Linked DNA regions of Mus musculus: region 1 is linked to region 2. Evidence: chromatin loops called from intact Hi-C (ENCODE). Cell type or tissue: heart. All regions are shown on one strand.

Evidence for each region. A loop is a pair of places that touch in the nucleus more often than their neighbours do. Peaks named below come from ENCODE experiments on the same cell type or tissue, not always from the same donor. Only the 100,000 strongest peaks of a DNase experiment are listed, where the experiment ranks them.
Region 1: it touches region 2 in a loop (7-fold over the local background); 26 of 42 quality-filtered maps call a loop at or near these places.

What each region holds. Positions count from the first base shown.
Region 1 is chr5:122,054,765-122,062,764 of GRCm38, forward strand. It overlaps Gm52786 (a long non-coding RNA gene), which reads right to left and starts at 352. Exons shown (of 3, transcript XR_003955780.1): 1 at 106-352. In heart, CTCF peaks have their summits at 3,075 (motif pointing left) and 4,775 (motif pointing left); a DNase peak (open chromatin) is centred at 4,787; H3K4me3 peaks cover 2,530 bases; H3K27ac peaks cover 3,611 bases.
Region 2 is chr5:121,942,451-121,950,450 of GRCm38, forward strand. The region is part of intron 2 of Cux2 (cut-like homeobox 2); the gene reads right to left. Among named protein-coding and RNA genes, the nearest start is that of Gm52785, 79 kb to the left of the region's middle. In heart, CTCF peaks have their summits at 1,214 (motif pointing right) and 3,567 (motif pointing right); DNase peaks (open chromatin) are centred at 4,361 and 6,291; H3K4me3 peaks cover 1,523 bases; H3K27ac peaks cover 2,476 bases.

The sequences.
Region 1 (8,000 bases), 110 kb after region 2:
CTCCCGTCCTCACTGGCTCCAAGACCTGCTCCTAGGCGTCCCGTTCAGGTCTGGGGTTTGTGGCTTCCCCTCTTACAGGCACACAAGACCTCAACGTTGCCCTACCCATATCATGCCCTAGGTGTGAGGGGACACTTTCCGAGGCCCACAGGGGATCCCAGACACCTCTGATCAAATACACTTAGCTATGAGAAAGCATAATTTGTTTGTTAGACGTGACGAGTTTAGCCAAAGCTGTCATAAAATAACGAGCCAGTCAGTATAATGGCCCTCTGATATAAAAGAGCCTGCCCGGTATACAATCTGGAATTTTTCCATCCTATATTTTCAGAACTCTTTCGACCACCGGTAACAAACAGCAAAGTCCAAGTGAATGGAGAACTGGTCTCCCCGCACCCATCCAACGAAACATCCTGGCTGAGCGGACAAAAGAGTATTGTTCCATCATGGAAGAAGGCAAAGGCAATTTATTTGTGTGCTGAGGCCGTGTTTAGATGTCTGTGAAATATCACTGATCAGCTAGACGTCTGCGGGTTTGGAGCAGGATTGTGGACATTCCCAGAGGGACACGAAGGAAAAGACATCAAACAGCCATTTAAAAAAAAAAAAAAATGGTGGCTTCTTAAATTCCACATCATCTCATTTGTTTCTTTGAATTTGTGTGCATATGCATGCACAAGGGCCCACGCATACGTGGGTATGAGCGTGTGGAGGATTGAAGTCAACCTCAGACTCCATCCACTATATTTTTTAAAACACGACCTGTCACTGGCACATGGAGCCAGTCCAGCTCGCCCAGTGCTTCCCACATGATAGGCCAGCAATGTGCTACCGAGCTACACTCTCGGCCCTTAATCACTCAAAAATAAATTTTGAAAAAAAAAAAAAAACTTGCTACCAATCTACTTATTGGGGGAGGGGTGGGCATGTGCCACAGCACACATGTGGAGGTCAGAAGACAATTTGCAGGGCTGAAGAGATGGCTCGGTGGTTAAGAGCACTGACAGCTCTTCCATAAATCCTGAGTTCAAATCCCAGCAACCACATGGCAGCTCACACCTGTCTGTTACTTCAGTTCCTGGGGATCAGATCCCCGCCCCCGCCCCCGACACAGACATACGTACAGGCAAAACACTGATGGACATAAAATAAATTAGATAGATAGATAGATAGATAGATAGATAGATAGATAGATAGATAGATAGACAATTTGCAGGACTGTGTTCTCCCTTCCCACCGTGTGGATCCCAGGGATGGGTCTCAGGTCACCAAGCTTGGCAGCTAGGGCCTTTACCAACTGAGCCATCTCACCAGCCTCATTAATTACTTCTGTATGAGCAATGTTGGCATCAGGACCTCCGAAACCTGTGACATCACATAGGCGGATCCTACAGACCTGTTGCCAAGACAACAGCTACCATGTTCCCAGAATCCACTTGGCTCACCTCCCACCTTTACCTGCCTTACCTCATTTTCCACATATATATATATATATATGTGGGGAATGCCCCTACCTCTCTCTCTTTCCCCCTTCTCTGCCACCACCTCCCCCCGACCCCCAATAAACCTCTTACACGTGGAACTGTTTGGGCCCAGTGTGCTGTGTTCAGACGCGGAGCTGCAATTTTAACACATCAAGCATAAATTAGTTTTGTCATGAGGAATCTGCATGTGGTCAGAGTAAGAGAGTCTGCATTCTCTGGGCGACCCTGCCCAGTACCCATGCCACAGCCTGCTGGCCCCAGCCCATAAGAAAGCCAAGCAGGGAGCTGCTGTGGTCACAGCCAGGACACCGTCTTTCTTCTTCTTCTTCTTCTTAACTGTGTCCATAAATTCAGGCTGTTCCCACTGAAACAGCAGCTAGGGCTACTCCTGAAACCTGCCATTCTAAATTATTATGAAGTCACAAGGGTTAAAAGCAGCTGGGCCGTCTCTCAAGGCTGCTGGGCTTGGGGAGAACTTTCCCATCAGATAGCAAGACTGTCACCACCGACAGGATGACAGAGAGGGGGAGGAGGAAGGACAAGGACAGAATGAGAAGCCGGGAAGGATTCATTCGCTCACACGGAGTTGACACGCTCAAATAGATGGAAAAAGCCAGTCCCAGAAACCAGAAAGGAAAAGACAGATTTGGACCTCAGAGAATTCTGGGCAAGCTGGGTTAACTGCATAGTGTGGGAGTGGGTTTCGGGGAGTGGGAGTGGGATGAGACACACCCAACTCAATTAGACCTCTACCCCACACCACACACCAGGACCTGCTTCAAGGGGACCTCAGCATGCCATGGTCTGTCTGCTTTTACCCTTTAATTGATCCGTTTATTTTGAGGCAGGCTCTCATATTGCCCAGGCTAGCCTCAAATCTTCCATGTAGCTGAGGCTAGCCCTGATTCTGGCCCTCCTTCCTGCTACTGAGAAGACAGGCCTGTGACAGCACGCCCAGCTTCACATTAGTGAGTTTAAAGCTCAAACTATTGGTCTCTTCCACTAGCGCAGAACAGAGAGAATATCCTTAGGAAGCCATCTTCACTGCATGGCACCTGCACCGCAGAGGTCCAACCTAGGGCCTCGCCCACACTAGGCAAGCACGCTACCCCAGAGCTCTACCCTCAGGCTCTTTGGTTTTCAACGTTGTAGTAGCCATTGTAACATAAGAATCCTGGATTCTGCCCAGAATTCTGCTTTGTAATCAGAATTAGGACTGGGCATCCATTGAGCACCCTGAGGACCAAATGCCACATAGCCACTGGCAGCTTCCAGAGTATCTTGAGGGGCAGCTCACTGAGCCTCCTAAGAGCCTACCTGTCACTAAACTGGGCTCTTAAGTACACAGAGGCCACTTCAGTCTCAGAAGTACCCTCTGGCTCCATATCATACTGAAGTCCCTGAGTATTCAAACCACACACTATAGCAGATGACCTCAGAAACAGCCATCAAGGGGTTAAAGGGATGGCTCCGTGGATAAGAGCACTCACTGCTTATCCAGGGGACCAGGGTTTGATTCCCAACACCCATTCTGGGCAGCACATAACAACCTGTAAATTCAACTCTAGGGTTCTGTCGCCCTCTTCTGGACTTGGTGGGTACTGCACACATGTGTGCATAGCGATACACATAAATAAAAAGGGTAAATCTATTAAAAAACAAAAACAAAAAACAGAGACAGCATCTGAGGAATACAGGACACCCACAAGGCCCCGGCCTCCAAGATACTAGCCGCTGGCATGAGTGGCCTCTACCCCTCGTCAGCCTGCAGGGTGGTCATGAACCTGCCCTGTCCTCTGAGGAAAACCTCTACCCATCCCCAAAGAAACCCTGGGATGAGGAACATGGAGCTACTCCAGTCTCAGGAGGGGAGGGGTTAGAGTCTCACTCTGTATTCCAAATTGTCTTCAAACTTGTCATCCTCCTGCCTCAGCTTCCTGAGTGCTGAGATGACAGGCAAGCACCACTGTTCCCAGCTTCTCATTTCTATTTCTTAATTTCTCTCCAACCACACATGCCTTCTCTCCACTGTCTTCCCAGCTCCTCCGTCTCCCTCATTCCCTCTGTCCTCTCTCCTGAAGCATATGGGGGGGGGGGCTCACCTTTAACTGGGGACCGGCCGTGAATCAAACAAAAAAGGGAGAATTCTGTGACTGCTTTACTAAGATGAGAAGAATGTCTCTCACCTAGTTTCTGTACCTTCAAGTTATCACCATTACAGGCTCCTGTGCCTGCTTCACATGGAGGTGGCACCAGGATTTGCCTTGACCCCTTATTAGCAGACACGGCTGTGCCCATTTTCCAGGTCAACAAACTGAGGCCCAGAGAGACAGGCACAGCTAGCTCATCAGGATGAAGCTGAGCATGATTTGGAAGTTGGGTAGGAGGCACACTCCCAGCCACACTAGCCTTGGGCCAGGGGGAAGGGGATAAAGAAGCCATTGAGGCTGTGGCCACCAATGGAATGAAAGGTGGGAGGGACACATGTCTGTGACCCAGACAGCCAGTTCCTGAGTCACAGCCCGTCAGCCTCCCAGGGACCTCTGTTTTCTCTGCACATGGTACACCTCTGACTCCTTCCTGGAACACTGTCCCTGTCCCGGTTAGGAATCCAATCCTTTCTGTATCCTTTGTCTGCGGCTCCCCTTGAAGGGACTCAACAAACCCTGAAAGAAGGTTCTAGAAGCCCTCCTTCACTCCAGAGACCTTCGAAGACGCAAGGCTGAAGAGGTCAACCCCCACCCCCATCAGTGCCTGACTCGGGGTACCTGTGCAATGTTTTTATGCAGATGGTGTCCCAAAAGGTCAGCCTTTCTATTCCCCGGCCTCCAAACTACCTAAGAGGGAGACTCAATCGAACTCAAGAGCTAGATTCATGTTGGATCTCTACACACCCACACCCTCTCCACTCATCTCTGCACACACAGGCACACACATGAGCCCAGAGACACGAACACTCAGGGATGCGGCCCACACTTTGCGTTAGCTGCGCCCACAGGCACCATGTCTAGGCCGCTCTGCACACACGTACAAAAGGTGCACGTTTTCACGCACATGCGCATAACTCTTCACGCAAGTTAACACACGAGCCAGAGACAGCTTCTCAGGGACATACCCGAGTACCGCAGCCTTGCAAGCACACAGGGCACGTGTGGTACCCCCACCCCACCCCACCCCACTCCATCCCACCTCCTCACCCCTAACCCCAGGGTCTACCCGCCTCTGTGGAGCTAGGCAACCCTCCCAGAACTTACAGCACCTGGCTTGGGCACAAGCCCCACCTGGTGGACACTTCGCGTAAATGCCGACTGTACGCCAACGCAGGGCCCCTTGACCAGAGGCTGCTGGACATTTGGAGGACCCTCTGCCTTGTTCAGGGGCTCTCCTCGCTCTATTCCCTTCCCCCTCCCCCCACGCAGCAGCACCCAAAGAACTCAGACGGGAGGCACAGCTGGCGACTCTTCCGTGACCTCATCTGCCCGGCTGACAGTCTGGGTTAAGTAAAAAAAAAACAAAACAAAACAAAACAAACAAAAAAACGCATTTAGAGCAAGCATGTGACGTCATGACGCGGGCTGCAAAGCAGCTGCGGCTCCTGGTGAAGCTGAGCGGCACTTGGCCTCAGACCCAAGTTCAAGGACGGTGTTGATCCCAGCCCCCACCCCTTCCCAGCTGCGTTCCAGAAAAGGGACTCCACATCTCTGAGCATCTTCCCCCCCCACACCCCGACCCCCGACAATGGGTCTAAATCCCCCGTGGGACAGTTGGAGGAGTGAATCGGAATCGCACGGAAGCCACGCCCACTTCCTATTCAGGTTATTTCTCCAAACCAGTCCAGGATGGCCTCCGAGTGACCCTAAAAAGGACTGAAAATAGAGGGGTCCTGCTCCAAAATCCAATTCAAGTCCTGGCTTGACCACTTCTTAGGTGTGGGCTTGAAGAACTCACCCCACTTCCTGGAGCCTCGGTTTCCCCATTTGCACAATGAGAACCTCGGTGTGCTACGGCTGAGAGAAAAGTGTCCAGAGCCCAACGCAAACGAGCAGGTGCTGCCATCTGGACTTTGGTGCTTGAAGGTCAGTGACCCGCAGGAGCCGAAGCAACAATTCGAATTAATTATGATCCCAGATACTGCTCTAAGTACAAGCTAACTCACTACCTTCACGACCCCACAAGGATTGAACCCACTTCTCAGATGGAAACACTGAGGCAGAGTTGTCACTGACCAGGGCTTTTGGATGGGGATTATGAATCCAGGCAAGCCAGTTCAGAGCTGGCTGTCTCTCTCCTTGTCCCAGTTCCCCCACTGAGCTGTCTCAGGTACCCCAGAGGAGGTCCAGAAGGCTCCTCAGTGTTCGAAATCTGTATTTAGATATGGATTGGGGTGCCTGACAATCAAGCCCTTCCTTCCAACCCCTGGGGAGAAGTAGCAATACAATGGCCCCCTAGGGCTTGAGAGAGCCTGGGGTGGGGGGTGAATAAGGCAGCTGGTTGGACACCTACTAAGTACTGCAGGTGAAGGAGGTGGCGCAGGCAAGAGACAACAGTAAAAGAGATACAGGCTTAGGAAACAGCACCTCTTCAAACTCTTTAGAAGGTACTCACTACCTAGCATGGCTGAATCAAGTTTGAATCCTGAATCCATGGCGGCTCAGTCTCAGGGCAGACTCGCAACCTCTCTGGGCCTGAGCTTCTTTCTTCAGAATACTGTGGGGGAAGGCCATGACTCCCTTCCCCTCACCCCTGCCTCCTCCTCTACGTTGCCCACCCCACTTCGGGTGATCCCCAAGTCTGCCCCGCCCCCCCCCCCCCCCCCGACTTCTCCAAGTGACCTTCTCATGGCCATGTGAGCTTGTGGTCACATGACCTACTCTAACCAATGAAATACGACAGTAGAGTTAGCTTCCTCTCTTGCCCTAAGAGCCCCGCCCCCAACCCCTTGACATTCCCAGGCTGCCCTCCCCTCCTATTTGACCCCACCCGGGCTCTGCAGTCTCCGGGTTCTTGGGGAAAGCTATCCAAAGTCACAATACTGTGTGGCTCTGGGTGGGCTCTCCAGCCCTGAGCCCCTTAGAGGCCCCGTTTCTCACACAGATAAACAGAGCTGTCCCTTGCTGGGCACAATCTTGTGAGCAGCCATAACTGGGAAGTGGGAGGAGGGCTTCCAGAAAGGAGGTCCTACGTGGTCTGTCATTCCATAGGATACATATGTGCATATGTCTGTGTATGTCCATAGATGTGTGTGTGCATGCATATGTGTTTGTGTAATGTGTATGCATGTATATGTGCATGTGTGCATACATCTGTGTTCATGTCTATGCCCATATACATAAATGTGTGCATGCATGTGTGTAATTGTATATGTGTTTATGTGTGTGCCCATGTGTGCACATTGGGTATACGTGTGTGTCTCTGTGTGCCCATAAATGCATGTGTGTATTTTTGTGGGTACATGCGTGCATATGTGTGTATGTGTGTACATGTGAATACATGTGTGACTGTGTGTGCCCACAGATGCATATGTATATACATGTGAGTACATGTGCGCATGCATGTGTATGTGCATGTGTGTGTGTCTGTGTGCAGATGCACATACACATCGGGAGACCAAAGGAAGATGGCTGATGTCCCGTTTTCTCCTCTTAGCTTTACAGCATTCAGGCTGAACCTGGACTGAAGCCCCAAAGATCCTCCCACCTCCCACTCCGGCAGTGCCAGCTCTACAGATGTGCATACAGTGGTGCCCAGCTTTCTCTGTGGGCACTGGGATCCAAACTCGGGTCCTCTTTCTTGCATAGCAACTGCTCTTACTCATTTCGCCTCTGCCCTTCCCCAGGCTTGTTCGTCTCAATGAGGGAAAGTGCCCAGAACTCTTAGGTAACACTTCAGTGGCCACCCCAGGAGCCCCAAAGAGAGGGACAAAAAAAGCATGGAGGAAGAGGAGAGTCAGGACCACCACTGACTCCTGGGGACATGAGGGACAGGCCAGGATGCCAGCTGTCTCTCCACGGGGTTGTCTAAATCTCAGGACACAGTTCAGGTGCACAAGAAATGGCGTCCCCCAGTGCTTAGCAAAATAACTCAGCATCCACCTGGCACCCCGCCCCACTCCTGGAGAAGGAAAGGGTCTCACTGTCTGATGTCCATGCCTATGCTGACCCTCCTTCCAGTTCTATAAGCTTTCCCAGGACTCCAAGTCAGGTGACTAAGTCAGGCTCTGGGACCCACACAATACCTGCCCTCCTAAACTAGAAAGGGGGCGGGCTTCGGAGCGAGCGCCTTTAACCGGGGGCTGTTAGTTCGTTACTTTGTGTATTATTTCTCTGTCTCTCTCTTTTCCTTCCTTCCTCCTGCCTTCCTAGCCAGTGAGATACGAGGAGACAATGGTCAAAGCCCTTACAGGAAAGATTTACTGCAGTCTATATTTAGACGCCTTGATGCTCAGTGCTGGGGGGCGGGGGGACGGACAGCGGAGGAGGGAGGATGGCAGGGGAGGGGGGAGGAGCAGGTTTACTG
Region 2 (8,000 bases):
AAAGCTCTTAGTTTCCTGTTTGAAAAGCTTCACACATGTAACATGGATGGGCTCTCTGATTACAGTAGCCTTCAAGAGCTCAGCTCCTGATGGGCGGTGGTGGCGCACGCCTTTAATCCCAGCACTCGGGAGGTAAAGGCAGCCAGATTTCTGAGTTCAAGGCCAGCCTGGTCTACAGAGTGAGTTCCAGGACAGCCAGGGCTACACAGAGAAACTGTCTTAAAAAAACCAAACCAAACCAAACCAAACCAAACCAAACCAAACCCCTCTAAGCTCTCACATTAAGGATGGGAATCTGGGGATCCTACAAGCCTCCTTTGAGAAAGGGAGAGGGAAGTGGCCCTCTCTGACCCAGGCTCTGTACCAGTGGGATCCCAATGACAGTAGTGGGAGGTGACTCCCTTCTTGCTGACCAGGTCCTGTATGCAAGGCCCAGTGCTCAAGGTTCATGGCTACTGTCCCTCTCTGCTGCCAGTCCCACTCTATCTCTGTCTCAGCCCATTTTAATGATGTATAGACAGGTACCAGAGGCTGCAGGCACCGCCAGACTCAGGCGGACTCGGAGGCTGTACCTGGCTCAGCATGCTTGGCTTTCTTTTCTACACAGAGACTTGGATGTGACAGGTGACATAGGTGTCACAGGTGACCCAGGGGGCAGACCCTGAAGCCTCATCGACGGGCTCAGGACACTGGCCTCGTCCACCACGTCTTAGTGGGACTTTGAAATGGACTGGGTCTGTCCTTCAGTTGGAGAGACTGCTAAGGCTATCAGGAGCCAATGTGAGTGGATCGAGGACAGTGACAATCACACAGGGAGAGCAGGAGAGCAGTCATGAGTCAAATCCAGCTGGTCACTGTGTCGTGAAGAAACCGTCACCTCTGTGAGCCATGTTCGAGGAATGACTCAGTCTAGATCTCAGTCAGGCATTCAGGAGGGAATGAAGGAATGGAGGATATATGACTAGTGTAAAGGTCGTCGTAGCACTCCTGAAGCAACCTCTTAGGGCTGGGGTCCCTAAGGATGTCCTAGTGCCTTCCCAATCTCCAAGGGCAATGGGAACCACTGAAGTGCTTTTTAACTGCAGACCAGCAGAGGAAGACCAAGCAGTGGAAAGGAACAGGAGTGGTGGTGTGTGTAGGGGCGTGGGGTGGAGGGTGGCAGGGATGGGATGGGATGCAATTCTTCATAGAGCCACTAGGGGGCACTCACGGAAAAGGGGCTTTTGCTGTACTGCTATGAGGGAAGACTTTGAGAGGTCCTGGGAACGCAAAGGTCCCCCGAGGCAGCAGAGCATGCCTACTTGGTTGAGGAAGTGCCTGGAATAGGAAGTAGCAAGGAAGGGCGAGGGAGGTCAGAGGTCACGGGAGACCTAGACAGCCTGGCTCTACATCAGGCCCAGTCACAGATACTGCGTGTGATCTGTACCTCAAGGCAGCCCTCCTGGTTCCTAACTCTGGCCCTACAGAGAGGCACGGAGTGACAAGGTCACACCATGTGCAGCTGGCAAACGGTGGTGCCATTCTCCTCCTCCTCCACCTATGGCTGCAGTAGGCTCAGCTCACCCTTGTTCCTCTCAACCACAGGACCTTTTCACATGCTCCTCTCTCCACAGTACGCTCTGGCTACCATCCCACGGTGCAGCTGTACTTGGGAGCTCTGCTCAAATGTCACAGCTTCCAGGAAGCCCTGTCACTGTTCGGGCTACACCAGGTCTAAGGGAGAAAAGCAACGGAAGGGAGTAAAGGGCAGTGATGGCTTGTGACAGCATCTCTGGGAGGAAGCCAGGAAATCAGGGAACACAGAAGACAAGAGGCTGCAGGAAGACAGGGCCCGTCTAGCTCCAACCACATCAGCGGGCACAGCAGGGCCCTGTTGCGTGCCCCAGGCCTCTCTTAGGAGACAGAAGCTGGACTCTGCAGATAGCCCGTGGCTGGGAGCTTAGAAGGAAGTATGGGATTCCCAGGGACTTGGGGACCCACCTGTGCCTCTTCAGGAAGAGCTCTGGACTTAGAGCTGCCAAAAGACAGCCGTTCTCCCAAGATGAGGTCTCAGCCATGACAGGACTTGGCTAGCAGCTATGCAGACATTAGCCACCACAGCTCACGGCTGCCACTGACCAGGCCAGCCAAGGGAGGCACCGCGATGCCACCACCGAGCCAAGGGCACCCAGCCAACAAGTAGTAGCCTGTATCTGTGCCCATATCTGATGCCAAGAATCTGCGTTCATGTCCCTGCATGGGTTTCTAAGAGTAAAAACCTGGTGTTTTGTTTGTCTGTCTGAAGTCATCGGTGAAGACAGTCACTGACACAGTGAAGGGACTCAGCACAGGGTATCGTTCCCTGGATGTGGTCACCATCAATGTCCACTTAGAGACGCCTACGCCACCCCAGTCACTCCGCAAAACTCTCTTTGCTCCTGCAATGGGTGTCACCCATGTCTGCTTGCTCGGTGAGCCGTCTGCACAGGTTCACCACGCCTAAGCCTTCACGTTCACACGCAAGGCATCTCTCTCATTTTCACAGCTACAGGGCATTCTATGGGGATGTGACTTCACCCATGAGCTCAGCTCTCCCAACCGACAGTAGATCACTGTTAGTCCCCAACACACACGGACAATCTTCACGGACACATGATTAGTCTGAATCCTTCACGCATGGAAACAAGAGGTTATTCTTGCTGTAGTTTTGTGTTTCTGCCAGAGTGTGTATGTTTGTGTGTGTGAATTGTGCATGTATGTACAGATGTGAGCATGTATGTACATACACGTTTGCGTGTATGGAGACCAGAGGTCAATCTCAAGCATCATACCCATGGAGAGAGAAAGAGTCGCCCACAGGAACCTAGAACATTGATTTGTCTAAGACGTCTGACCAAAGAGCACAAGGAATCCATTGCCTCCCTCATGCTGGGATATATAAGTGTGTAGCCATGCCTGGCCTTCCACACGGTATGGGAATACAGGCCTTCACGCCAAAGCACTTCAACTACCGAGCCATTTATCCAGTCCTCTCGTAGGTCATTTTAAACCCCCCACTCCTGGACACTTAAGTTATTTATGATTTCCTCTTCGTGAACACAGGTTGTTTCTGATCCTCGATGCAGGGACACGCACATCACTGTCAACGTCCGCTCTGTTGATATGCCTCTGGTAACCCCTAGATATCCATTGTAGGTGTTCGCAAATGGATGTATTTAAAAGACACCAACGTGGGCTTGTGGGGGACAGACAGGGTTGCTTGTCAGTGTGGCAGCTGTTCCTGGCTCCTCCCCGAAAGACCCTGTTTTTGCTGTTGCTGCCCCCACCTGTGAGGGGTTCTCTCTCTTTACAGTCACGCAGAGGCCTGTCTTACAAATGGGTCAGGACAGAGAAATGAAGAGGGGCCGGAGGAGAGACACAGACAAACCACTGCCCAGAAGGCAATCTTCCTTGGTTGTCAAGAAAGAGAACGGGTTGGGTGGCCGTGAGCTCAGTGACTTTGGAGAGTCACTTGGCTCCTGTTGGGCCTGGTCTGGAGAGTTCCCAAGGCCATATGCCTGTGTTAGCCACAACTGTCCTCCAGGGGGCAGCAGACCAAACAGAGTTCGTGGCTTGACCATAGGGATGTATAGATATGTCTGCTGCCTGTGACCTTAGTCACCAGGACAAGGAGGGGACTGCAGATGTTTGCTTATGCACCCGAGGTCATGGAGAACAGAGTGAACCTGGGGTCCCAGCCAAGGTCAATGTGACCTTGCAGTTGGTGTCCCTGATCATCAGCCCAAAGCGGCGTAGTTCCCAGACAGGTGGTCCATGAGAGCATCTGCTTCCGGATATCCTAGTGCAAGGGGCCTCCTGGAAGAGCACCCCGAAGCGTCCTTGTACCCAGAGCGTCCTTGCACAGAAACTTCTGAGTGAGACCAAACTGGTTTCTCTCAATGCCCATAAATAGGAACCAGGTTCCCCACTCCAGGCCTGTGCAGAAAGACAGCCTGGTTATCCTTGGCTATTCAGGAGCCCAGACAGATCCTCACAGGAGGCTCCTGCATTATTCATCCATCCATCCATCCATCCATCCATCCATCCATCCATCCATCCTTCTGTCTGTCCATCCATCCATTCAACACTGATGACATTTTCTCCTCCGTGAAATGAGACCCTCAGCTCCAAACCCCAGCTTACTCTTGGACTTCTTTACTGTGCAACCTTGGGCAGGCCCCTTGGTGTCTGTATAACAGTCTCCTGAACCCGGGCAGCTAGGAACAGGAAGGTACATGGAGGCTGCTGGCTTGGGATCTGCAGCAGCTGGTGGTATGCAAGGAGCAGGTATTTGACCTCTGACCTGTCCCATGGTGACCCTTCAGGCTCCCCACCTGCTCTCCTGTGGGATCCTTCCAGGGCAGTGGAAGAGATGTCCTTGGCCTTGATGTCTTCCTGAGCCCAGTCCATCTGATCCCAGAGTCCAAGCCGCAGCCCCTCCTCCTGTATTATCAATGTCGAGTGTTCTAAAATTAGCCCAAGGCTGCCAATTCCGAGTGGAGCTGGCTTTTGGGAACCAAGAGGCCTTGGCACTGTCACCTGAGTCCTCTCTCCATCCAACCGCATAATGAATTGTCAGTCTCTGCTGCCCCACTGATGGGCTCAGCTTCACAGCTATTCCCCTGTCAAGGACTCTGGGGCTAATGGTTCCAAGAACACAGATCAACCAGAGGATGCCAGGATGACGGATGGGCTCTTCAAGAGCCAGGATGCTGGCCGCCAGGCTGGGCAACAGGGGGTACCTACTTTGCTTGTACCCACAATTGCCTGAAGCTTGTTCTGCCAGTGCAGAAAGGGTGCCACCTGTGGTCCCTGTGTGGAAACTCATTATTCCAAGTGGCACCCACCTCCGAGGCTGAGGGGTTCCCAGGATGGGGCCTGCACACCTGGTAAGGTCTCAGATGCCATGAAGAACCGGTAGACCACACCCACTCATCAGAGATGCTCAACTGGCTCTGAGTCTGCGCTTGATGTCCTGAGCTGGGTTTTAACACCTCTGCATCCAGCCCAGCCACCCCCACCCCCGTGTGTGCGGGCCTGTGCATGCACACAGGAGTCGGCATTAGTTATTTTCTTCGTTTGCTTTCCATCTTTATCAGATGTGCCTCTTCCTGTCTTTGCACACATCTGACCTCAAAGCACTGGGATTCCAGAAACATGCTGCTGTGTTTGGGGTTTTACCTAGGAGCACACACTAAGAGCCTCTTTACTCATGGGGCCACTGAGACACCTGCAGCCTCTTGTGTTGGTTTTCATTTTTTTTTTTTTTTTTTTTTTTTTTTGACACAGGATTTAACTACTCAGTCCAGGCTGGTCTTGAATTTGTGAGCAGTCTGCCTCCAAAGCACTACCTTAAATACCTTTATCTTTCATCTTCCCCCCTTCTCTGATCCCCCAAGACTCATGTTTCCCAGGCTAGCCCTGACTCTACCATGTGGCTAATGATGACCTTAAACTCCTGATCTTAAACTCCAGCCTCTACCTCCAGAGTGCTGGGACAAAAAGCAAGCATCACTCTGCCTGGAACCTTTGCACTCTTTTAGTGGAAATCCTTACACACCTTCTGTGGGTTCCCCTCCCCCAAGATAAGTCACGCCCCACCCCCATGGAAATTATCCAGTATGCAGGTCAGGGCATCCCCACCCCCGCCCCACTTCTTCATCGGATCCCAAGGATCTTGTTCTGCCAACCAAGTATCTCACCCAGCTGTAGATATCATGAGGAAACGGCAAACAAAGAGAGAGATTTAATAACTGGAAACAGGAGAGAGGCTGCAGAGTTTAATTTTTTTTTTTTGTATTTGCATCTAATTGCAATCAACAGACTTCTGAGCCAGTGACAGGCTCAGCAAAATTGCTGCTGAGAGAACAGAATCTTTGTCTAAAAATAATCAGACATTCTGCGCACCGCTGTTTGTTATAACGGTAATCGATGCTGGAGGCTTTGAATTCCATCAATTTATAGATCAGCGCAGGGCTGCCCGGGCGATGGGGCGGCGCACGGCGGGGCTCGGCCAGCACCAGGCCGGTGTGTGATTAAGATAAGCCCCGGTTCCTTTCATACATTCCTTAGTGGGGGCTCATTCTCCGGCAGGCGGAGACGTTCACCGCAGTTAAAGATCACTGCAGCTTCTCAGACGCCAAATTTGAGGGGATTGATCAATAAATCAAATCAGGCCGATCGATCGGCCAATCAGGAGAGTCTAGCCGGTGCATTATCGCCGGCGCCTTCCAAGCCAGAGCTTTTCATGGCTTCCATCAAAACAGCCTGGCCCTGGCCGGCAGCCAGCGGCTGGCCTGTCTCATAGCCCAGGCCGCCGAGAGGGGCTGCCTGCCCAGCGGGAGAGCAGTAAATTTCTCATCAAACAGCGGATGGAGGAGCAGGGCGAACATCTGTTGTGCTGCAGTGAGTGACTCTGACAGACCGCCGCCCGACGGCAGCATCCCCGGGGCACGTGGGGAGGGGGGGCCCATGGAATGTTCCACTGGTTACGTCCAGCAGGTAATTTAAGGAGACTTTTGCATTCTTCTCACAGCTGCAGCCTGAGCGCTGCAAAGCCGATTCCGGCACAGTCGATAATAAAGACCGTCCGGGGACCCTGCAGGATGACGGTGGTTTTATGATCCCCATTATGTTACAATGTAACTTCATTAAACGCTGTTTATTCCTTTCTAAGCACGGGGAGGGCCTCTTGCGTGCCCATCAAGGTGGGGCCCAGAGGTGATCTCTACAGAGAGGGTTCCAGGCCATCTATCTTCTCTCAACAATGTTGAAGAGCCTCACCCACCTGCCTCTCGTCTCTGAGGCAGGGGGATGGCCTGGTCTCTGTTCCTTTCCACACACACTCTGGCAGCTGGGTGAGGACCAGGTGATCCCCGACATACATAAAAGGACATCACAGCCTCCAGGCAGGAGCTGAGAGGTCTGGGAAAGGAGGGAAGCAGGGCCCTGGGGCCCATCAGACCCTCACAGCAACGCCCTCCACCCTGCCCCTTTGGCATAAACATTCCTGAATCAAATGGTGGGGCCATGCAGACTGGAGCCAGTGTTCCTTTTGCCTCTCCACACTGATATTAATCAAAATAAACTGTCACATGGTCTCTTGTGAAGGCCGGAATTCTTCTCTGGGGACAGTCTAGATGTTAGATATAAAGGCTTCTTGGTAGAGGCCTATAGGTTGCAGGGCACAGAGAGGGAGCTCTTGGGTCCAGGGTACTGGCTTAAGAAGAGGCTACTCACATTGTGAACAGTGGAGGAAACTTCTTTGCCTTTGACAACCAGGTGGGTGACAAAGACTTCTGGGTCAGAGGCCCCTGTTCCCACACAAATGGCAGGGGACAGGTTCCACTTGGGACACAGTAGAATACCAGAGTCTTCAGGCAAGCTGGCAACTAACAGGTGACTCAGCCCAGTGGAGCTAGGACCCAGTGACACCATGAAGCCCTGGGATTGCCACCATGCAGATGGGGAAACAGTGAGAAGTTTCCTGGGCCCACGGTCGCATGGTCCCACGGTCACGTGATCAGGGAACACCAAAGCTCAGGGCTGGCTAAGTCTCCACTCCGGGTACCTTGCACATCTGTCTGTCCGTATTCTGTATGTCTGTATTCTGTATGTCTGTATGTCTGTCCGTATTTAATCTTCCAGCCTCTGCACCACACTGGGTATTGGTATGATGTCCCTTCTCCAGGCCCAGAGACACTGAAGCTCAGAGGGAGTAGTTTTTAAGTTGTGAGGGGCAGAGTTGGTTGTTAAGGGGCAGTGTCTCTCCATTTTTGGAGCCCCTACTGGGCTTCTGCATAGCTCTGAATAAAGAGGGATTCACACATACATACACACCCTCCCTCCTAGGGCACCCACTGTGACCCTTGGCCAGGGCCCTCCACACAAATCTGTTCTGACCTTGAGCCACCCACTCAGTAGTAAACAGAAAGGCTGGCAGTACCTATCAGCTTCCCTCAGCTGCACCTTGCCCTCTGCTG